2 separate regions of the Mus musculus genome follow, and region 1 is linked to region 2. Evidence: chromatin loops called from intact Hi-C (ENCODE). Cell type or tissue: heart. All regions are shown on one strand. Each heading gives the region's core, and the rest is flanking DNA. Links, peaks and the distances in the headings are about the cores only.

Region 1 (11,334 bases), core at 5,332-7,831, 160 kb before region 2:
GCCAAAGCTATAAACTTGTTGCACATCAGAGGACTCACACCGGCGAGAAGCCCTTCGAGTGTAATCACTGTGGGAAGTCGTTCAGCTGGAGCTCGCAGCTGGTGTCGCATCAGAGAACCCACACAGGAGAGAAACCTTACGAGTGTAATGAGTGTGGGAAGTCATTCAACCGGAGCTCACACCTTGTCATGCACCAGAGAACTCACACTGGGGAGAAGCCGTATCAGTGCAAGCAGTGCGGGAAATCCTTCAGTCAGAGCTACGTCCTCGTCGTTCATCAGAGGACGCACACTGGGGAAAAGCCCTACGAGTGCGGCCAGTGTGGGAAGACGTTCAGGCAGAGCTCCTGCTTTACTCAGCATCAGAGGACTCACACTGGAGAGAAGCCCTACGAGTGTAATCAGTGTGGGAAGACGTTCAGCCTAAGTGCCCGGCTTATCGTCCACCAGCGAACTCACACTGGGGAAAAGCCCTACAAGTGCGGCCAGTGTGGGAAAGCCTTTATTAGCAGTTCGAAGCGCAGTAGGCACCAGGCTACTCACAGTGAGGACGCCTGTAAGTCCTGACCAGTTGAGAGTCAGAGCTGATGTTGACTCCTGGACTGATCCAATCCTCTCAAGTTATGTGGGAAGGAATGCATTTGGCAGGAAGTGACAGTGTGAGAAGAATGCACATAGACCCTTTCCTTACCCCCATGTCGACGAAAGAAAGGAGTAAAGCCTTCAGTTTGGCAGATGTGGATAAGAGGTCTCCGGAGAAGAAAAACTGTTACACACGGGCTGGGGTGTGTTCTTGAATGACTGTGCAGGCGTCATCCCTAAGCCAAGCTCAGAAGGCCACTTCCTGACTGGCAGAAGTTGTTTCCCAAAGCACTTCGTACAGAGAAGGCAGAAGCTAGACTTAGAAAAACTGAATGTTAGATCAAATACTGCAAGTTTAGTGCAGAAGCCCTCTAGTTTGAGTTCTGGCCTGGTCTTTGAGAGCACAGCTTCTCTGTTGCAAAGCTGACACTCTGTAAATTTAGTTCAGGAGGTATGTGTTCTAAAATGCTCTTACTTAGGAAAGTAACTGCTGGCCATCAGCTTTGCTGTCCTGCCTCTGGCTCTTTTCCTTCATGCTACTAGGTGGCTGAGCCACGACCTCCCACCTCATCTCCCCATCAGAGTCTTCAGACCTACTCACTGCAGGCAGACGGGTCACTTAATCCCTCATTTATGCAGGCTTAACCAATCAGCTTCCAGTCATAGCCAAACGTAAGCTCACTTGGGAGTATCTTACTGCTCTTGAAAGAGCTGCTTTTCTATCTCAAAGCTTTGCTTGCTCTTCTGCTGTCCTCACTAGTCATTCCGTGCCATCAGGAGACAACATAGGAGCCACTGCCGCAGAGTGACGGGTGGCCATTGAGTTGTCAGGGCCCGAGTCCTCTAAACTAAGCTCATTCTCAGCCAAGGAATGGACTCCCTTGCCCTCAAAGCCCCCTACAGTGTTCCTGTGGATGCTGGCCATGAGCTGCCTGTTTCAGGAAATCCACAAGCAGGGTCAAGCTTGGACCAGCATGGAGGTAAGCCCATGCTAAAACCCCATCACTAGTGAGTGAAGCTAGAGGACCATTCAAGACCAGCCTGTGCTACATAGCAAGACTGTCTTGAAAGAAAGAGAAAGAAAAGAAAAGAAAGGAAACAAGCTTGTCTTATGTGTGCTCACACACACATATTAAATGCTGGTTCTTTTCCCTGAATAAAGAAAGCACTGATTTCTGAATCTCAGAGAACCTAAATCTAAAACCAATGGCCTTTCCTAAAAAAGACTTAAGTGAACAGTTGACTGGTGGGTGTGTTGTGGTGACTCATCTTAGACCTTCCACTGGATCACGGTATTTGACCGTGTCAGTCTGCATAGTTGCCCTGATTGGTAGTTTGTTATCTGTTTTGTACACTTCTGTTACAAGTGAAGATTTTCTACAACTAAGGCAAACGACCAGTTGAAATGAACTACAGGAACCTGAGAAAATGTTTATGTATAGCCTGAAGTTGAAAAGGGATAATAATCTATTTATTGATACTGTTGTTTATGTTGTTATCTCTCAGAGATGCATGTTGTGCTATAACATGGTACAAGGAATAAAAGTTTATCAGAAGCAAAAAAAGAAACAGATGTCCCACTTGTTTGATCTTTTAAAGAATGGCCCACTAGATGCCCTGTGGGGCTCGGTGATTTCCACTAAGCTGAGCCTGGGCTAGTCCCTCCCCTGGGGATAGAGTGTAGAGGATCCCGAAAGGGAAAGTGTTTCATTAGCAAGGAGAACTAACAGCAGAAAACATCTGAGGCCTGGGGTTCTGTGGACAAGAGAGGAAGTTGCTCCTTCACTCCCAAAGCAGTGTGAAGGAGTGCCTGCTTCCTGCTCCCCTCCCATGGCCTCCTCTGGTGTCCTCAAATAGAGTTTTCAGAGTGAGCATGGTGTTTTGGCGAGGTGCTGTCATAAGTATAAGAATGAGGGCTAGGAAGGTGGCCCAGTGGGTAAGAGCACTTGCTGCTCTTGCTGGATTCAGTTCCCAGCAAGGAACTGGTGGCTCACAACCATAACTGCAGTTCTAGGGGATACAGCACTCTTCTGACGACCTTGGGCATCAAGTACACATGTACATAGACTTACATGCAAGCAAAGCACTCATACATACACACAAAAAATTAAAAATCCAGGAATAAATTCTTCAGGCAAGCTTTGCAGCTATCTTTTGAGGTGGTCCATTCCCTTTTTATTTATGGTGGAGGAGTACACATGCTGTTGTACATCTATGGAGTTAATAGGGCAACTTAATGGGAATTGGTTCTCTGATTGATTCATTTGTATACACTCTGAGAAATTCCCAGATTCCAAATTTCATGCAACTGCCAAGACTATCTGTAGTTGGCAAAATCACACCCCTGCTAGAGCATGAGGCAAATCATAGTCAGCTGCTATGGACAATATGAAGTAGCGCCATATCCCACACCTGGGATTAAAGTGAAAACATATTCCCATATTTCTGTGTTCAAAGAAGCCATAATGCTCACTACAGCATTTTGTAGCCCTGTATAGCCCTGACTGTCCTATAACTCACTCTGTTGATCAGACTGGCCTTGATAGCCTTGAAGATCCACCTGCCTCTATCTCTGTCTTCCAATTGCTAGGATTAAAGGCCGGAACTACCACACATGGCCTAATTTTTTTAAAGGCATACTCATCCTACATGTATAAGTGTTTTGCTCACAGGTATGTTTGCATCATGCATATGCCTGGTACCCATGTAAGTCAGAAGAGAGTATCATATACCCTCAGACAATCACAGATCATTGTGATCCACCCCTTGTGAGGGCTAGGAATTGAGTCCAGGTCCTCTGCAAAAGCAAGTGTGCCTAAGTAGACCAGGATGCAAGATCTGCCTTCTGCCTTCTGAGTGTTGGGATTAAAGGCTTGTTACCACCCTGCTAGAACGATCATTCTTTAAAGGAGACTGAAAATTGAGATGAAGGGCCAGGGAAGATTCCTTTGAAACAATTTCAAAACCTTGAAATCAGAGTTCTGATCTGTAATTTGTCTGGCTTTACATTCATTTGTATGAACATGGTTTCTGCAAGACATAGTCTACCTAGTGAAAACCATGCCCTGTAACTTAGACGTGAATTCCCCGAAGTAGGGGAAAGAAGCTGAGAGTACTACCTGCTAAAGGTACGAGATGACTCTAGAGAAGTGGTTCTCAACCTGTGAGTCGTGACCTCCATCAGGGGAGGGGAGTTACCTCTGACTATTGGAAAACACATTTATGACTCATAATAGTGAAGTTATAAAGTAGCAATGAAAATGGTTTACCCCAATCTATTTTTCTAACTGCTGGCCTGGCTATGTCCCCAGTAGTATACCACAAATACTTGCTGTTTCTCCTGACCATGTGCTCATGATCCATCTCCTTTCCTTCTCACCCCTCCTCCCCATCCCACCCGTGTCCACTCTTTATCTCTCCTTTGCAACCTCCAACCAGGTAACTGAGAATCCACCTACCTCTCATCCCTCCAGTAGTTGGCTGTGCCATTTCTATTTAACCAATAGTTTTAAATTAGGGAACAAGGCTTGCACAACAAAAGCTGGTAAACGTGAGGACTCACTCATAAGCAACCAGACCTTCAGGTACAGAATTTAGTATTACAATTCATAGCAACAGACCAAACCTCAACAGTTGGGAGGTCACCAGAAAAAGAACATGAGGGGTTGTATTAGAAAAGTTGAGAACCACTGCCTTAAAGAGCCCTCTGACAGAATTTAGTATACCTGGCAGTGAGGGACATTCTGAACTGGGCTGTGTCCAGAAGCAGGATCATTCTGAATTCAGATAAGAAAACAGCAAAGGTTCTCCACACTTTGACTTTGTTGAAGGCTTGAAAGTCTGGGATAAAATAGACTTTGCTGCCCACCCCACTAATTTATAGATACAAAACCAGCGTTAGAAAGAAGAACTTATGTTGGGTTGGTTTGTCTGGGTTTTGGTCATTCTTTGATTCAGAATCTCCCTGTAGCCATGGGTGGTTTGGAACTCACCATGTAGATCAGGTTGGATTTGAACTCACAGAGGTCTGCCTGACTCAGCCTTCCAAGTGCTGGGCTTAAAAGTGTGTACCCCGCCGGGTGGTGGTGGCACACACCTTTAATCCCAGCACTTGGGAAGCAGAAGCAGGCAGATTTCTGAGTTCGAGGCCAGCCTGATCTACAGAGTGAGTTCCAGGACAGCCAAGGCTATACAGAGAAACCCTGTCTCGAGAAAAAAAAAAAAAAAAAGTGTGTGTGCCCCCCAACATCTGCTTAAGTGTATGAATTTCAGTGGTCACTTGAAATCTTGAAGGAACCATGCTGGTATAAATTAATATGAAGTGGAAATGGCTACAAGTTAGACCTCTGAATACGTCAAGGTTTGGTTGAGCAAAGGAAATTGTTTAGTAAATGCTGAAAATGGTTGTTTGGCAGTGGAATTGATGAAAGTTTAAAGACTTTGGAGGATCTAAGTGACTGTGGGTATATGCCCATGTGCATCTGGTTTTGGCTATTTAGCCTTGTTAAATGTATAAATAACCCATATGTCTTGCCACAGTTACTAGGTAATAGTTGATGGGTCCCAAGAGTTATACTATAAAATAGATTACTGATTAAGCAAATGGTTGAGTAATTTCTATCATTTGCTAAATAGCTTTATTTTGAACTGGTGAGATGGCTCAGCAGCTAAGGATGTTTGCTTTCAGTCCTGACCATCTGATTTTGATCCCCATGACCCACATGGTGGGAGAGAAAGAACTGACTTTTGCAAGCTGCCCTCTGTCTTCCACATACATGCAAATTCATACACATAAATCCTTTTTGAAAATCCAAACTTAGGTTGTTGATGGGCTCACTCTGCTGTTAAAAGCACGCACCACTTTTGTAGAGGACCCGGCACCCACGTCAGTTGGCTAACGGGTTTGTAAAGTCAAGTTATGGGGGAGGGAGGTGGGAAACAGACGTCCTCTTCTAGTTTTCTTGGGCACTACACGCAATGGTGCATATACATGTGCCCAAGCACACATGTGCACACACGCACACATACATTAAATATTTAAAATTATTAATTCAGTTCCTTTGTACTTGATTTACCTTTTTCTGCATTCCTGCTTCCATGCTTTTTATAGAATTGCTTCTTGAACTGGGTGGGGATTAGTTACGTTGAGTTTGTCCTAGTGTCACGTTTGAAAAGCTTTTCTTTTCCAAGATTTTTATAAAGACAGTGGAGGTTGGAGAGCTGAAGGTGAATAGTGATAATCAGCAGAATTAAATAAGGGGAATCCCATCCCATAATCAGCCTCCAAACCCTGACACCATTGCATAAACTAGCAAGATTTTGCTGAAAGGACCCTAATATAGCTGTCTCTTGTGAGACTATGCCGGGGCCTAGCAAACACAGAAGTGGATGCTCACAATCAGCTATTGGATGGATCACAGGGCTCCCAATGGAGGAGCTAGAGAAAGTAGCCAAGGAGCTAAAGGGATCTGCAACCCTATAGGTGGAACAACATTATGAACTACCCAGTACCCCGGAGCTCTTGACTCTAGCTGCATATGTATCAAAAGATGGCCTAGTCGGCCATCACTGGAAAGAGAGGCCCATTGGACATGCAAACTTTATATGCCCCAGTACAGGGGAACTCCAGGGCCAAAAAGGGGGAGTGGGTGAGTAGGGGAGTGGGGGGAGGGGGACTTTTGGGATAGCATTGGAAATGTAAATGAGGAAAATGCCTAATAAAAAATATAAAAAATAATAATAATAATAATAAGGGGAATCCCTAAACTCAGGACTATGCAAATGATCTGGAAGGGAGGTCCGCTGGGGTTAAGGCAGGCCCTGCAGATCCCGTGAACTGTAGACCCAAGCAGTCCCTGACGTGCTCTGGGGAAAGCGCTGTTTATCCCAATCTTCCACAGAAAGCAGGGAAAGCATCGTGGTTCGAAGATTTTTGGCTTAGGGTATGCCAAGGACTTTCAAAAGTCTGAAGTCCGGTTTCCTTACTCCATGGCACTTCCGCTCGGGGAAGGCAAGGACTCTGAAAATTCTGGGAAATGTAGTTCATGACCCTCCCATCCCCGGGATGATAAGATAACTTCCGCTGCAGGTGGGGGGGGGGGGCTGAGAGGCCATCCTTCCGGTTGGGAAATGTAGTTTGGGAATCCTCAGTGTGCAAGATCCTCTGCAGGAGACTGCAGGAGACTGTTCTCCCCGCAACCTTCGGGAATTCTGGGAAGTGTAGTCCTGGCTGCCTATGCGGGAAGAGTCACTTCCGCCCCAGGTGTGTGAGGCCTTGTTCCGTTCCTTTCAGAAAGGTGAGCCCTCCCCTTTACTGACCCCTCCCGAGTGTGAGCGATCCTTTTCAGGTTGCCCTGGGTGATAGCCACCAGGCTTGTATCCTGGGTAAGGAAGTCTGCCTCGGAAAGGTAGAACGTGAACTTACTTTGGAAGAGCATGCCCGAGTGTGCTGCGATTGCACACACTGACTCAGGCCTGGCCCGGGGCTGTCAGTCACCTGGATGGAGGGTCTCCTGGGCGATGGGCACCCCCAGCCGCCTCCCTAGCTCTGGTCACGATGCCATCTCCCAGCAGTGGAGTTCAGACTCTCCATCTCTGCCTCCATGCTTTCCACCACGCCTTGGTACCTATCCAAGAGTGATCTAGAGTTTCCTGCAAGGCTCAAAACTGCTGACGCGCGGTAGGAAATGGGACATTTACTATCGGTGCTTTCCAATTTCAGAGAAGCTGGACGCTTTAGTGACCCACGGATGGTCTCAGAGCTCCTGCTGTAGGGTCTCTGGACCCAGCCTGTCCCCATTATCAAAGTCCTTAATGACTTGTTTTGTTTTTGTTGAGACAATCGTTCCCAGCTTTGTGTGCAGTGTCCACTGTGCCTTACGGGGGCCGGGAGAGGTGTTAGCTGAAGTCCGGTTTCTCCGAGCAAGTTGTCTTCTTAATCCTTTATATAAAAAGTGCTGCAGGGGAAAGAGGCATCAGAGAACGTGGTAGTGGTGCAGTCGTTTGAATGAGAAATGACCCCGTAGGGTCCAACCTTTGGATGCCAGGTCCACAGTTTAGAGGGCGGGGTGCTGTTTCTGGAGGTTTGGCTGGTGTGGCCTTGCTGGAGAAATACGTCATGGGGCGGGGTCAGCCTCCAAGGTGTTTGCTCGCTATGCTTGAGTTTCAGAAGGGAGCTCTCAGCTTCTTGCTCCTGTTGACAAGTCTGCCACCTGCCATGCTGTCCCTACTATTATGGAACTGAAAGCCAAAATAAACGCTTTCTTCCACACCTTATTCATGGTGTTTGATCACAGCAACAAAAAGTAACTAATACACAGGGGTAGACCTTAGCATCCTTCTGTCAATCTGTCTGTTCTGAGGAGTGAGGCTCTCTTTACTCATTAGCAGATCCACTTATGAAGTTACCCTAATATTTTTTAATTAATTCTGGACGGGATAGAGAAATGCTTGGACATAAAGAATAAGTATGAAATATAAACATTTAAAACTAAATGCTGTACGGGTTCTATCCAAATTAATAAATATAACTCTTAAAAGAGCTTTATTGGATGTGGAGTCATCATTATTTTTATCACTTCTATTTAAGGAAAAAAATAAAATTTGTTTTTTAGAACATAGGTTAAAAATTTACTGATTGTACCAAAAAATATAAAATTATTATCATTATATCCTGTGTTCCTAGGTAATTATATTTCTTTATAGTCTACTTATTTTCTTAATCGTATACGCTACAGTTACTTCTACAATCATATTTGCAGATAACACTACAGAATCATTTTTTACAATCGTATTTGCACTAGCCATACTGAAATGGCTCAGCCTGCAAAGGCACTTGCCACCAAGCCTGACGTCCTGAATTTGATCCTTAGGACTCATATGGTGGAAGAAGAGAATTGTTGTAGATACACACACCCACAAATAAATAGATTTAAAAAAAAAAAAAAAACAGTGGAATTGGGAATGGAGAGGTGATTAACAATCAGCATTGTTTCTGCTTGCAGAGGCCCCAGGTTCGAGTCCCAGAACCCACAGGTGACTCGTAGCTACCTGTAACTCCAGTTCCCAGGGAGCTAGACAAGCAGGCAGATACTTAAAAGTAAATAAAAATTAATATATATAGTGCACTGTTGAAGTCCTCAACCTGTATATTAAAACAAAACAAACAAACAAACAAAACAAACAACAACAACAAAACCCAAACATGTGCCTGGCCCTAGGTTCAATCCCCAGTCCTGTGTGAAAGAAAAAGCATAAAATGTATATCTTTCTTAGGTAGAGATTTTATTATCTATAGCAGAGCACATACACCACCACCACCACCCCCAAAAAAAAAGACTTCTGGATTTCACAAGCAGTATTAAAATGGTGATAGTAAACATGCCGGGGGCCCTAGAAACGGCTCCAGGTAAAGGAGCCTGCTGCCAAGCCTGCTGCCCCGAGTTCAATCCCCAAGACCCACGTGGTGAAAGGAGGGAACCACCTCCCATACACATGCTGTATGTATGTGTGTAAGTGTGTATGTGGCCAGGTAGTAAGTAAATACAATTTAACTTTAGCTGAGTGGTAGTAGCACACACCTTTAATCCCAGCACTCAGGAGGCAGAGGCAGGTGGATCTCTGACTTCAAGGCCAGCCTGGTCTACAGGGAAAGTTTCAGGACAGCCAGGGCTACACAGAGAAACCCTGTCTTGAAAAAAAACAGAACAAAAAACTTCTTTCAGTTTTAACAAACTAAAACACTGTGAAAAGTAAGACATGTTTGTTGCAATGCAAGATCAACAGCTAAGCAGAAACAGAAATTCTGGAGCTAGAGTAAGAAGTTAAGAGATAAAATGAGGGCTGGACAGACGGCTCAGAGGTTAAGGAGCACTGACTGCTCTTCCGAAGGTCCTGAGTTCAATTCCCGGCAACCACATGGTGGCTCACAGCCATCCATAATGAAATCTGACACCCTCTTCTGGAGTGTCTGAAGACAGCTACAGTGTACTTACATATAATAAATAAATCTTTAAAAAAAGAGAGAGAGAGATAAAATGAAGGAAATAGTAAAAATAAATAAATAATAGATTCCCTTAGTGAAGCAGTCAAGAAATGAGAGAAATAAAGTCAGGGAGGACAAATGGAACAGGAATACAGTGGTGGCCTGGACCCCATCCACATCAGCAGTTACTGGATGCAACTGTTAGGATAATACTCTGATAAACAGCAGCCTAAAAGAGAAAAAGATGTATTTCAACTTAGAGTTCCAGGTTATAGTCCATCATTGTGGGGAAGTCAGGAACTTGAAGCAGCTGATCCATCACACACAGAATCAAGAGCAGAGAGAAATGTATGCCTGCATGCATGCATGCTTGCTTGCTTGCTTGCTTGTGTTCAGCTTAGTTTCTCTACATTTGTCCAGTTCAGAACCCCTTGCCTAGGGAGCGGTGCCTCTTACAGTGGCCTGGGTCTTCCCATATCAAGTAGTTAAGACAATTCCACATAGATAATGCCCATGTACTAAGACAGATGATTCATTGTTGAGATTATGTTTCCAGGTGATTCTAGTTGATAATTAAAGCCATCTATCACACTAATAAATCAAATACATAGGTTAAAAAGATTACAGGTTGGCACTAGTCGTGGTGGCATACACCTTTTATTTCCAGTACTTGGAATAGGCAGGCAGATCTCTGAATTACAAACCAGCTTGGTCTACATGGTGAGTTCTAGGCCAGCCATAGTGAGACTTTGTCTCAAAACTAAACAAAATAAAAACCAACCAACCAATATATCAGTATATATTGTATATTGTATTATATATGTGCATGTGTGTGTGTCTGTATTGCACACTCTGAAACCCGTTCACTCTTAACATGAGGCATCTATCTGCACACATGTGCTCCACTATGTCTTCCTGACAGTTCTCCATGACAGAGCTCAAATACAGCTTCTCTGCTCATAAGTCATTTGTATCCCCGTATTTCGTTATAGACAAAGAGAAGAACCAACACAAAGGCGGAACACAGAGTGGTTTTGTTAGTATAAGGCACAGGAGACTCCAAGACTGTTGTCACCTGTGGCTGCCATTGCACAGTTTGCCCTGTTAGACATGACAATCCCAAAAGCATAATCACAGAACATCACATGAAGGACAACGGACAGGCCAGAGGGATCTCAGCACTGTTCTCAGTGAACAGCGCACGAGTGCACTGAAAACAGTGCGGATACCATGGCCGTAACAATGCTGTTAACCACTAGATCCCATTCACACTTCTAGAACCTACCAAGAAACTACCAACTTTACATCTTCTTCAGGTTCATTGTTTGTGCTGGGCCAAATTTGCTGGTGTCTCTGATGCTGATCTCAGACCTGTCTCCCATTCAAGCTGCACATCTTAGGGCACAGGAACTGTACAGAGTTCCCATCATGCCTCTTGCCTGGTGCAGGGATGGGCAGAGAAAAATTAGCATCACCTGTTTGTCATGGGTGTGCCCTTCAACTCAAATATATTCAACCTCTTTGAAAATGGGTGTGACTGAAGCCCCCCTCTTGTCCCTGTCCCTGGGCAGTCTTGGTGGGATGCTAGAGAATGTAGCCTTTTTAGAAAGTAGAAAAGGTGATGTGTATGGATTTGTAATGACTAACCTAAATACATACACTGTTAAGAGACAAAGGCTGGTGTGTGCACTGTTAACTTGAGTGGTGACAAGCGTGGTTTTTATCAGTTGCTAACACGTTTGATGTTTATTATACACTATCTCTAACACT
Region 2 (11,334 bases), core at 4,835-7,334:
GTACATGTCTGCCTGCAGGCTGCCATGCTTCCTGCCATGATGATAATGGACTGAACCTCTGAAAATGTAAGCCAGCCCCAATTAAATGTTTTCTTTATATGAGTTGCCTTCATCATGATGTCTGTTCACAGCAGGAAAACCCAAACTAAGACCGAGGACGGTACCAGGTGACCATGCTTTTGTTTAAAAAGAATGAGGGCTTTGGGAATTTGGAAAGCAGTGGAATGTTTTAAGTAAGATTTGATGGACCATACCATTATAAGCATGGGAGATAGTGGTGCTAAGGATGATTTGAACTGTGTGCTCCTGACTTCAGATGTTTCTGGGGAGAAAAAATTTAGTATGTGGCCTAGAGACAGTCCTTGTGATGTTTTGGTGAAGAATGTGACCCCCCCCTACCCCCCACCTTTTATGAAGAGTCTGCCTCAGGCTAAGATGAAGAAATTGAAAGGAAATCTCAAAACAATGTAGTTTAGACTTTATCATGTGGTTCACTCTTATGAACAGGTTTCTGATCAAGCCAGGAAAGGAGAAATACAAAAATGTTTGTTCAAATAATAAAGGGGCACCAGAAATTGGAGTGGAGCTAAATCCTGTGTTCAAGGATATTAAATGGAATTAAGGAAGTGGTGACCTTGGGGCAAGATCCCACCCACCTAAGCTTATTGTATATGCATTTGCAGTTGAACAAGATGTAGTTATATCATGTTAGGTGTTATTATTACCTGATTATTGTTTTAATTTGAACCTTTAGTCTGGAATGAACTACAATCCAAAAAGTGAGAGCACACCTGTGATCTAGAAGTTGATGCTGGAAGACACACACTTTCAGTCTGGATCTTTAGACATAGTGGCCATGAAAAGCTTAGGTCAAGACATGCAGGTGTATGCCTTTAACCTCAGGACACAGAGGCAGGCAGATCAAGAACAGATCAAGAGTTCAAGACCAACCAGTACAGAGCAAGTTCCAGGTAAAGAAAAGCTTAAGTCGAGGCGTGGTTGTACAGGCTGTTAATTCAAGCTGTTAGGAGATAGACACATGCAGATCTCTAAGTTCACAATAAATCTACAGAACAAGTACCAGGAAAGCCATAATTAGGCAGTAATGGGATTCTTCAAAAAATAATAAAGATGTAATAGAAGAAGGAGGCCATGTTCCAGCCCCAGAAAGCAGAAGAACTTGGCAGCTTTGGCCATGGAGCTCTGGCTTTGGAGTCTAGAATAGAAGGAACTACTGGGACAATAAGTGATACTGATTAGCTGGCACTAAGAAATTAGCAGTGATTACAAAGAGACCAGCATCACTGAGGTGAAATCTGGGAAGTTTTTTCTGAGAGCACAAAGAAATCATGTTCCAGAGATAACATCCTACTGGCAGTCAGACTGGGTAATGTGTAAGAACCACACAAGTGGTACTGGACTTGAAGGCATGAGGGGTCATGGGGAACAACTGAGGCTTGGCACTGTGAGGGGCCAGGAAAGGCCATTGGTGAAGGTACAGCCTCAGTGACAGTTGAAGGCCCAGGACTGAAGGGGTCATTCAAAGAAGTCAAGGTTTTGAACCATGAAGGAGGCCTATGAGAGGCTATTGATGAAAGTGCAATCTAGTTTCAGGGAAAGACACCAGTGTCTTGGGGATACCAGTGCCATGGATGACCAACAACAATAGCAGCAGCAGTCGAGTGGAGTCAACCAGAGCCTTGAGTGCCGTGGAGGCCTGAGCTGGAAAAGTGACCCAAGCACTTTGGAGGAGCCTGGAAGATCATGTGTGGATTCGGACATTGGAACAAGAAGCTATGAAACTGAAGTCGCTTTGGAGACCCCATGATGTTAGAGATGCCAGAACCATGGGATACTTGCTGAGGGAAGCTAATAGCACAGAGTGGATCCAGCCCAAGAGAAAGAATTATGTAGTAGTCAACAAACCTGAAAGGAGTTGGACATCAGAACAGAGTTTGGAGTTTTTCCAGCTGATTTTTGGTCTTGCTTTGGTCAGGTAGTTCCTCACTATGGCATTTTGGAATGGCAATGTATATCCTGTGATGGTGGAAACATGGTCTGCTTCTGGATTTTCATGTTATAGGGGATTAGTTAAGAGATTGCATGAGGGGCTGGTGAGATGGCTCAGTGGGTAAGAGCACCTGACTGCTCTTCCGAAGGTCCTGAGTTCAAATCCCAGCAACCACATGGTGGCTCACAACCATCCATAACGAGATCTGACTCCCTCTTCTGGAGTGTCTGAAGACAGCTACAGCATATTTATATATAATAAATAAATAAATAAATAAATAAATCTTTAAAAAAAAAGAAAGATTGCATGAATCTCAAAGGAGACTGTAAACTTTGAAATTTTAAACATTGAGATTGTGGTAGACTGTGGGATTTTTGAACTTGGAAAAAAATGCATTTTTGCATTATAATGGCTACAATCCTATGGTGGCCAGGGTGTGAAATGTGGTGGTTTGACTAGGTTTGGCCCTTGTCTTAGTTAGGGTTTTACTGCTGTGAACAGACACCATGGCCAAGGCAACTCTTATAAGGAAAACATTTAAATGGAGCTGGCTTACAGGTTCAGAGATTCAGTCCATTATCATCAAGGTGGGAACATGGCAGCATCCAAGCAGTCATAGTGCAGGAGGAGCTGAGAGTTCTATATTTTCATCTGAAGGCTGCTAGTAGAATACTGGCTTCCAGGCAGCTAGAATGAGGGTCTTAAAGCCCACACCCACAGTGACATGCCTACTCCAATAGGGCCAACCTACTCCAACAGGACTAGACCTTCTAATAGTGCCACTCCCTGGGCCAAGCATATACAAACCATAACATTCCATTCCCTGGCCCCCATAGGCTTGTTCAAACATATGAGTCCATTGGAGGCCATAACTAAACACAATATAATGCAAAATACAATTAGTCAACTTCTAGAGTCCCCATAATCTATAGCAGTGTCAACAATGTTAAAAGCCCAAAGCTTAAGGTCTCTTCTGAGAGTCATCCAATTACTTAACTGTAATCCCCAAAGAAAGACTTGAAACCAGCTGGGCAAACTCCAAACTCTGCATCTCCATGGCTGATGTCAAAGCTGTCTTCAGATCTCCAATTCATTTTTCATCTTTATTGACTGCGACAAACTTCTTTCTTCTGAGCTACTTCCACTCCCTGTTAGCAACTTTTCTCAGCATCTCCTGTATCAATGTGATGTAAAGAATGTGGCCCGGTTATTTCTGATTGGCTAAGAAAATGCTGAACAGTCAGTGATTAGTTCAGTGATTAGGCTGAACTTCCGATCCAAGCCAGGGACCTGAGAGAGAGGAGGAGGAGGAAGAAGAGGGCCACAGGTCAGGTGAAGAAGATGAACAGAGTCACCATGATGTCAGGCATGAGGCAGATTTGCCAAGGGAGTGCTCCTTGAGGACAGACAGACAGAGCAGAGAAAGCTAAGGTGAGACTAAATGCAAGTAACGTGTGTGTGGCTGGGAAACAGCTAAGACAGCATAGAGGGTTAGGAATATCTGCTCAGTTATTGTGCTTAAAGCTTGTGGAATAAGTCTATAGGGCTCTGTCTCAATTATTTCGGGAGATAGCTGAGTTAGAAAAAATCTCATCCTATAGACAAGGTTCTCTATGGGAAATCAATTCTTTTCTTTTCTTTCTTTCTTTCTTTCTTTTTTTTTTTTTTTTTAATTTTCTTTTATTTTCTCAAGACAGCTGTCGATCTGGCTGCTCTGGAATGTGCTCTGTAGACCAGGCTAGCCTTGAACTCAGAAATCTACCTGTCTCTTCCTCCCGGGTGCAGGATTAAAGGCTTGTGGCACCAATGCTCAGCTGGGAGATTCTTTACAAATGTCAGAAATCACAGACGAGTGGAAAATTGCCCTATCATTGTTGCGGGAAATATAAAATGAACGCCAAGCTTCCGCACTTCTCCCAGCTACTCTCAGCCCCAGCAGTCCCACCAGCCAGTTCTTAACTCCTGGAGACTCTCTGAGTCAGAGCTCCAAAATCTCTCCACCCAGCTTGCTAAGTTCCCACTGGCGGGTTGCTACTATACCAACCCTATGCTTCAAAACCCACACGGCCTTTGTGGTGCACATCTGGCAAACCCACGCTTTGCCTTCGTACCTTTCTCTTTTGAACCCAGACGAGCTGCCACAAGAAGGAAAATGCAACACAAACTTAGTTCAGAAAAAAAAAATTGTAACTCAATCACTGGGCACAGCAGCTAAAATCTTGTACGCCATATTAAATCTAAATCCTCCGGTTGCGAATCCTGACGGATCCGCCATTGAAACCAGGAGACACTAGTAATTACATCTTGTCCTCACACTATCCCTGTCGAAAAAGACCAAACTCTCCTGCTTCCTCTCTTCCTCCGTGCATCCTGGAAGTCGCCCCTACTTGCTCAGTGATTGACTCCTTTATTCATTAGGGGATTGATTCACAAGAAGCCTGAGTGTATGACTCACTCCTTGTCCGCAACCCCTCCCAGGAGAGCAGAATTAGCATCAAAATACAAACAGCACCAGCGCCATCTACAACAGGACACTGGCAGGGAAATCTCAGCATCCATCCAAGTCTACAGAGAAAGGCTGCAGGAAAGGATTTAACCAACGTTGGTGACTGGCAGAACCGTCGTTGACCTACGCGTCCCTTTCTCACAGGAAGCCCCTCTGTATCTGAGGTGCAGAGCTGCATGTGCTCAGGACTCAGCCATTTCCGGTGCAAGTGGAGAGGGGCCCTGTAAGTAAGACTCATTTGAAAATGCTCACCCGTCTCCAACCTGCATTCATATTGATTTGTGTTCCTCAGTATTCCTGAAAGGGGCCTTCAGTCAGCATCTTATATTTATTAGCCTAGTACAGTGAACTGAAATGTGTGCAATTGGAATTATGGGCCCTGACATTCTGTGGGGACAGAGCTTTTGCTGTTGTTTGTTTGTTTATACTGTAACCAATATTTTGAACGTCTTTACTAAACTTGACTTGTGAATGACTTGCTTCTCCTCCTTCCCCTCTAGGTCTAGGTCGGGCTGTCCTTCATGACCCAGGTCCATCTGTGGTTCAGACCTATGCTGCTCCCACGGACTCCCCCAGGCTGTATCTCAGATAAAGAGTTCTTTCTGACAGCTCCAGGGCTCTGAAGGTCAAGGATCAAGCCCCCACTGGAGGATGCTGGGCAGGTTGTGGTTTGAGTGAGAACGCCCCCCACAGGCTCATGTTAAAATGCTTAGTCACCAGGGAGTAGAACTCATTGAAAGGATTTGAAAGACAGGAGGTATGGCCTTGATGGTGAAAGTATATCACTGGGCATGGCTAGAGATTTTAAGAGCACATGTGTCTCTTTGTCTCTCCAGTATGGATGAGGATTTAACTCTCCCTCCCATGCCCGCTGCTGCCATGCTCTTGCCATGATAATGCACTAAACCCCTAAAAGTGTACGCAAGCCTCTAATTAAATGTTTCCTTTTATAAGCGTTGCCTTGGTCATGATGTCCCTTCACAGCAACAGAAGAGTGGCCCAGATAGCCCATGTTCTACCACCAGGTCACTCCCACAGCCCCTCACTAGGGGATTCTGGGCAGTGCTCTACAACTGAGCCGGTCCCCCACCCCTCATAGGGGGTTTCTATGCAGAAACTCTGACTCTGCTGCCTAATTAGGCAACTGCAGCTGTGCAGTTTCCCTGTTAGCTTTTATAATGTAATACAGTATGGGATCTCAATTTTAAAAAAAAATGTATCCACAGCAAGATCTGCTGGCCCTCTCCTTTAATCACAGCACTTGGGAGGCAGAGGCAGACAGATCTGTCAGTTCGAGGCCAGCCTGGACTACTGGGGGAGTTCCAGGACAGCCAGGGCTACACAGAGAAACCCTGCCTCGGAAAAACAAAACAACAACAAAAACAAAGAAGTATCCACAGTTGACTTTCATGGAATTTCAGAAATGAATAAACCGAAAAGCAACACAGAAGAGCGACCTACCAAAAGGAATCCCCTTAGTTAAAAAGGTTCACCGAAGCTTTGCCATTCCGGGGAATATAGTCCCCAGAGAGTGCAGCCACTGAGGAATTCTGGGAATTGTAGTTCCAACGCCAGTAGTGGTCAAGGTCGTTTCCGCTCCCGGGAGGGGAGGATGTTTGTGAGTGCTTCCTGTGAGGTGAAAACCTGGGCCATCGCTCTGCATTTCCTTTGCGCCTGTGCTCCTGATGTATCCCCTCAGTGACCGCATCTGCGGCCCAGGAACAAGCCCGGCATCCAGGTCCTCTCTCGCTGGGCTCTGCCTGAGGCGGGGCTGCCCTACACTGACACACCTCAGCCCCTTGCAGAGCCCCAGGAGAGGCTAGCTTCCCAGGGGAGCCTGGCAGGGGAGCTATGATGAGAGATGGCCCATGTCCTGAATCCTTAAGTGGTATGCAACTTTACTTTTTATGTGATTCCACCCCTATTTATTTATTTATTTATTTATTTAAATAAACAATATTTTTATTTTGTTAAAGTTATTAAATAAATGTATTTAATAATTAGAAGAAAGAGAGAGAGAGAGAGAGAGAAAGAAAGAAAGAAAGAAAGAAAGAAAGAAAGAAAGAAAGAAAGAAAGAAAGAAAGAAAAGAAGTCAAAAGACAACTTGTGGGAGTCAACTTAATGGTACCCAGAGACTCAAACTCAGCAGGTTAGACTCAGTGGCAGTTTCCTTTACCCGCTGAGCCATCTTGTAGGCTCAAACTCCCCATTCCTTGGAGAGGGTTTAGCGTTTTTTGTTATTGTTTTGTTTTGTTTTTTAATTGGTCATTATTTTCATGCCTGTGGGAAAAGAGACTTTGGACTTTGTGGCGGCTCTTGTAAATGAACAATGTTTACTAGTAATTAAGTCTTTTAGAGGGAGATACAAAAGAGGACTCTATCATTTCCATGTATGGAAACAATAATATGTAAGATAGCTGTCACAATTGATAGATCTTTCTGAGAGTGGTAGTCAGTCATGACACAGCACGCATCATAGAGTTCAGAGCTTAGTGAAGATTTGTTTTTCTGGAAAACCCATCACTACAGGCAGCCTTGTGAAGGTAAGAGTGCCCAGCACCCCCCACCCCACCCCCCACATGCACACACACAAGCTGCCAGAAATAGAAAATGTGGCCTTTTCTAACCCGCTGCGGTGAGCGAGGTGAGGCATGGGTGGCCCCTTAACTTTAACCCAGAGTCTTACACTACCAATTAGTGGGAAGTAGGCAGAAAAGCCTGGTCAGCGCGCACAGCCCTTGGGGCTGATGGAGAAGCTGAGGAAGCCATGTGGACCAACTGTCCTAGCAGTGTTCTCACGAAGCCCCTCTTCCCCCAGCTTGCTTCCCAGAGCCCTGCCTTGTCTCAAAGAGAAGAGAACAATGACCAAGTTACAGGTAAGTCGGGTTGCTTCCCCCATCCCCACAGTGCTAGGGATTGGAAACAGGACCCCTGCATGCTGGGCAAGTGCTCTGCAGCCACCGTAGCCTATTTGACAAGGTCCAGGCCACGGAAGGACCCTGTTCCCAAAACAAACAAAAACCCTAGACAGCACCTGAGGAAGGACACCAGAGGTTGGGCTGTAGCCTGTACATGCATGTGTACCCTTGTGTACATATGTACACTCACATGCATGCACACATGTGTACACACATGCACACAGAAAACTGGTCACTCTCATTTCCTGCATTGGACTTCCTGAGCATTCATATCCTGAACAACCAGGGAGCGTCTGGCTTCCGCACAGCTTCTGTGGTTGACCCAACTCAGATGATGGAGGAATGAAGAAAGGACAGACACACAGACACATGTACAGACAAGCTGGGATCGAATGAGCTGTGTGCTCTGATGGAGACTCCCCAGCAGCCCTGAAACTCAGCGCATTTATTAGACACCGCTGAGCACCCAGGAGCCATGATTCAGGAAACTGCAGCATGAATACAAATGCACGGGTATTTTACATGGAGTTCAGCCAAGCTCCCCAGCTACACAGTACCCTCAGCTCCAGGGACTACACGCTTGTTTTGTTAACAACAGTGGTGATTTTCACACGTAATTTGTAGTCACCAGGTATCCCTGATTCTCTGTATTCTGTCCTAAAATGTACACTTTTGAAAAATCTTCAGTATTTTTTAAAAAATCTTCAGTACTTTGGAAAATGATTAAAAATGGCAGTTTGTCTGAAACTTTCACTTACTTAATTAGATTTTTGTTTTAAATTTACTGTTTGTAAATGGACAGTACATTATAGTCAATATATGTTATATAAACTACATATATATAATATATATTTACATGGCTGAACACCATGTCATATATATAATATACACACATATATATATTTGTGTGTGTGTGTGTGTGTGTGTGTGTGTGTGTGTGTGTGTGTGTGTGTAATGCAACCTTTATGGAACACTGTGTGGCCATGAGTGTCAACATGCAGACAATGATGATAGTGTTGTTGGACATATATTGGCTGCTTAATGCATATGTGCATATCATACAGTGTTCTGGGTCCTTTCTGTGGTCTCATTTTATCCCTTCAGGGGCATTGGGAGAGGAAGGAATGTCAGTTGAGCAAATGCTTTTATAAGATCCAGCTAAGGCATTTTCTTAATTAGTCATCAATGTTGGAGGGCCCAACCCACTGTAGTTGGTGCCATCCCCAGGCTGATGGTCCTGGATTCTATAAGAAAGCAGGTTGAGCAAGCCAGTAAGCACCACCCCTCTATGGCATGTGCATTAGTTTCTGCCTCCAGGATCCAGCACTGCCTGAGTTCCCATCCTGACTTCCTGCAATAGTGAACAGGAATATGGAAGTGTAAGCCTAGCAAACTTCCCTGCCCAACTTGCCTTTTGGTCATGGTGTTTTGTCCCAGCAATAGAAGCCCTAAGACAACAGGCTCTGTGTAAGCAGTTGCTCAGGTCCTAGTGGCATTGGGAATGAATCTGAGGTGGCATGTGCTTGCCGTCACAGGAGATGGTGACCTTCAGGGATGTGGCTGTTGTCTTCAGCGAGGAGGAGCTGGGGCTGCTGGACGCTGCTCAGAGGAAGCTGTACCACGATGTGATGCTGGAGAACTTCAGGAACCTCCTGGCAGTGGGTGAGGACGGGGCCCTGTGTCCTTGGTGATGTCAGAGTTCACACCCGTGTGTCTGTTGCACGCCACTGCTTCCCTTTTAGGTTACTTATTTTGTATTTTATGTACACGTGAGTGTTTTGTCTGCGTGTGTGTCTGTGCCACATTCACTCATGATGCCCACAGAGGCCAGAAGAGGGCATTAAATCCCCTGGACCTGGACTTACAGATGGTTGTGAGCCAGCATGTGGGTGCTGCACACACACCCTGGGTCCTCTGGAAGGGCAGCCAGTGCTCTGTATGGCTGAGCCACATCTCTAGCCTCTACTTTATTTTTTGTTTTGTGGCAAGGTCTTGCTATATAGCCTAGGCTTGCCCAGAAATTTGATTCTCCTATCTAAGTTTCCTAAGCACTAGGGTAGCAGCTTTGTCGACTGTGTCTGACAAACTGCGTGCTCCTGGGGCCTTGCACTCCAACCCTGCTCATCTCTATTTCTTTTCCTGCTTCGATATGTGTGTCTCAGGTGTTGTCCTTTGCATCTCTCTGGCCACACAGTGCTCTTCCCTGGTGGAATTCCTGTCTCTGTCTCTCTGCCTCTCCCTCTCTATCTCTGTGTGTATGTGTGTTTTTGTCTGTCTGTCTCTCTCTGTCTCTCCGTATATATGTGTGTTTGTGTCTGTATGTATGTTTATGTCTGTCTGTCTCTCTGTCTTTGTCTGTCTGTGTCTGTCTCCCTCTCCCTGTCTCTCTTTATGTATATAGGTTTGTGTCTATCTGTCTGTCTCTGTCTGTCTCTCCCTCTCTCTGTCTCACTGTATATATGTGTGTTTGTGTCTGTCTGTCTCTCTGTCTTTGTCTGTCTCTCTCTCTCTCTTCCTCTGTCTTTCTGTGTATGAGTGTTTGTCTCTGTCTCTCTCTCTCTCTCACTCTCACTCTCTCTCTCTCTCTCTCTTCCCCACCCTTCCTCCCTCTCTGCATTTGTCTGCTGGGGAGCCCTCACAGACCCTGCTTTTCATGTGTCTCACCCTCACTCTCTCCATTCTGCACCTGCCTCCGCTGGTGTCTGAGCACCACCACACTTGTTACCACAGAGTTAGTGCTTCCTTCCCATTATCCTTCTGCACAGCTACACATAGGCTCTTCGAGTCAGGTGCTCAGCACGGGCTAAGGTAGCCTTGAGCCTTCACTCCCAGGCTCACCCCAAATTTCCCGCCATGGCCAAGTGTTGATTGTTCTTGGTTTTAGCTCTTTGTTCCTTAGAGCTTTCAGACATTCACCTTTGACACTGATCTCTAGTTAATATTTCCAGAAAGAAATGAGGACTGGCCAACTTTGATGTCCTCATCCTTGCTGATATCATCTTCTGTTCTCTATTCTTTCAGGATGCCAGAGTCCAAATAAGATGGCGCCTCTTGACACAACAGGAATAAGGTGCCTTCCATTGGGGCAGCTTCCATGTTGGCAAATGACCAGCCATGATGTCAACAAACTAGCCAGAGCTCCAGAAGATGGAATAAACACTCCAGGAAAGGGTCCTCACCTCCTGGAGCAGTGCCACTCCTCCTGCCACTGGGGAGCAGAGCAGCCTTCTCAGGCCCCCGAGGATGACGGCTGTCTGGAGAATCTCCCAAGCAATCATTCCAGCAGTAGTGACAATCAGGAATTTCTCTCTGGGAGGGCTCAGAGTTCTTGGAGTAAGGCACACTTTAGTGAGAGATGGAACCATGAGAAACACTGTCCTCAGACTCTGGTGAAAACGAAGTCTCAGCTGTTGGCTCCAGGTGTTAACATTCTGGGTTGCATTTCCCACCACGATCACAATATACTGCATAAAAGAGATAAAGTCCCCAGCAGCGGTGACTGTGATCAAGTCATTTTTCCCATGACGCTCCTCACCCAGCATTGTGTTTATAGAGAACAGAAGGCCTACCAGTGCAGCAGGGGCCAAGAAGTCTTCAGTGACAGCCCTAGTCTGGAACTTCATCAACAGACCCTCTTAGGAAAGAAGTCCCCTGTGCATAGTACTCACAAGGACACCAGGCATAGCCCCAGTGTCCCCATTCAACCAAGTGTTCATCCAGGAAGAAAGCGCTACTGGTGTCATGAGTGTGGCAAAGGTTTCCGTCAGAGCTCAGCACTTCAGACTCACCAGAGAGTGCACACAGGGGAGAAGCCCTACAGGTGCGACAGCTGTGGGAAGGGCTTCAGCCGCAGCTCGGATCTCAACATCCACCGCCGAGTGCACACTGGAGAGAAACC

The links. Peaks named below come from ENCODE experiments on the same cell type or tissue, not always from the same donor. Only the 100,000 strongest peaks of a DNase experiment are listed, where the experiment ranks them.
Region 1: it touches region 2 in a loop (2.0-fold over the local background); 6 of 42 quality-filtered maps call a loop at or near these places.

Annotation. Positions count from the first base shown.
Region 1 is chr7:24,105,560-24,116,893 of GRCm38, forward strand. It overlaps Zfp112 (zinc finger protein 112), which reads left to right and starts at 6,761. Exons shown (of 5, transcript NM_021307.2): 1 at 6,761-6,877. Zfp180 (zinc finger protein 180) reads left to right here. Exons shown (of 5, transcript NM_001045486.2): 5 at 1-2,150. The coding sequence ends at 566. In heart, for the core only: no CTCF peak of the experiment used is centred there; DNase peaks (open chromatin) are centred at 6,742, 7,172 and 7,582; H3K4me3 peaks cover 1,552 bases; H3K27ac peaks cover 1,449 bases.
Region 2 is chr7:24,264,277-24,275,610 of GRCm38, forward strand. It overlaps Zfp93 (zinc finger protein 93), which reads left to right and starts at 6,142. Exons shown (of 4, transcript NM_009567.4): 1 at 6,142-6,405; 2 at 7,337-7,394; 3 at 8,972-9,098; 4 at 10,458-11,334. The coding sequence starts at 7,380. In heart, for the core only: no CTCF peak of the experiment used is centred there; a DNase peak (open chromatin) is centred at 6,185; H3K4me3 peaks cover 1,070 bases; H3K27ac peaks cover 1,060 bases.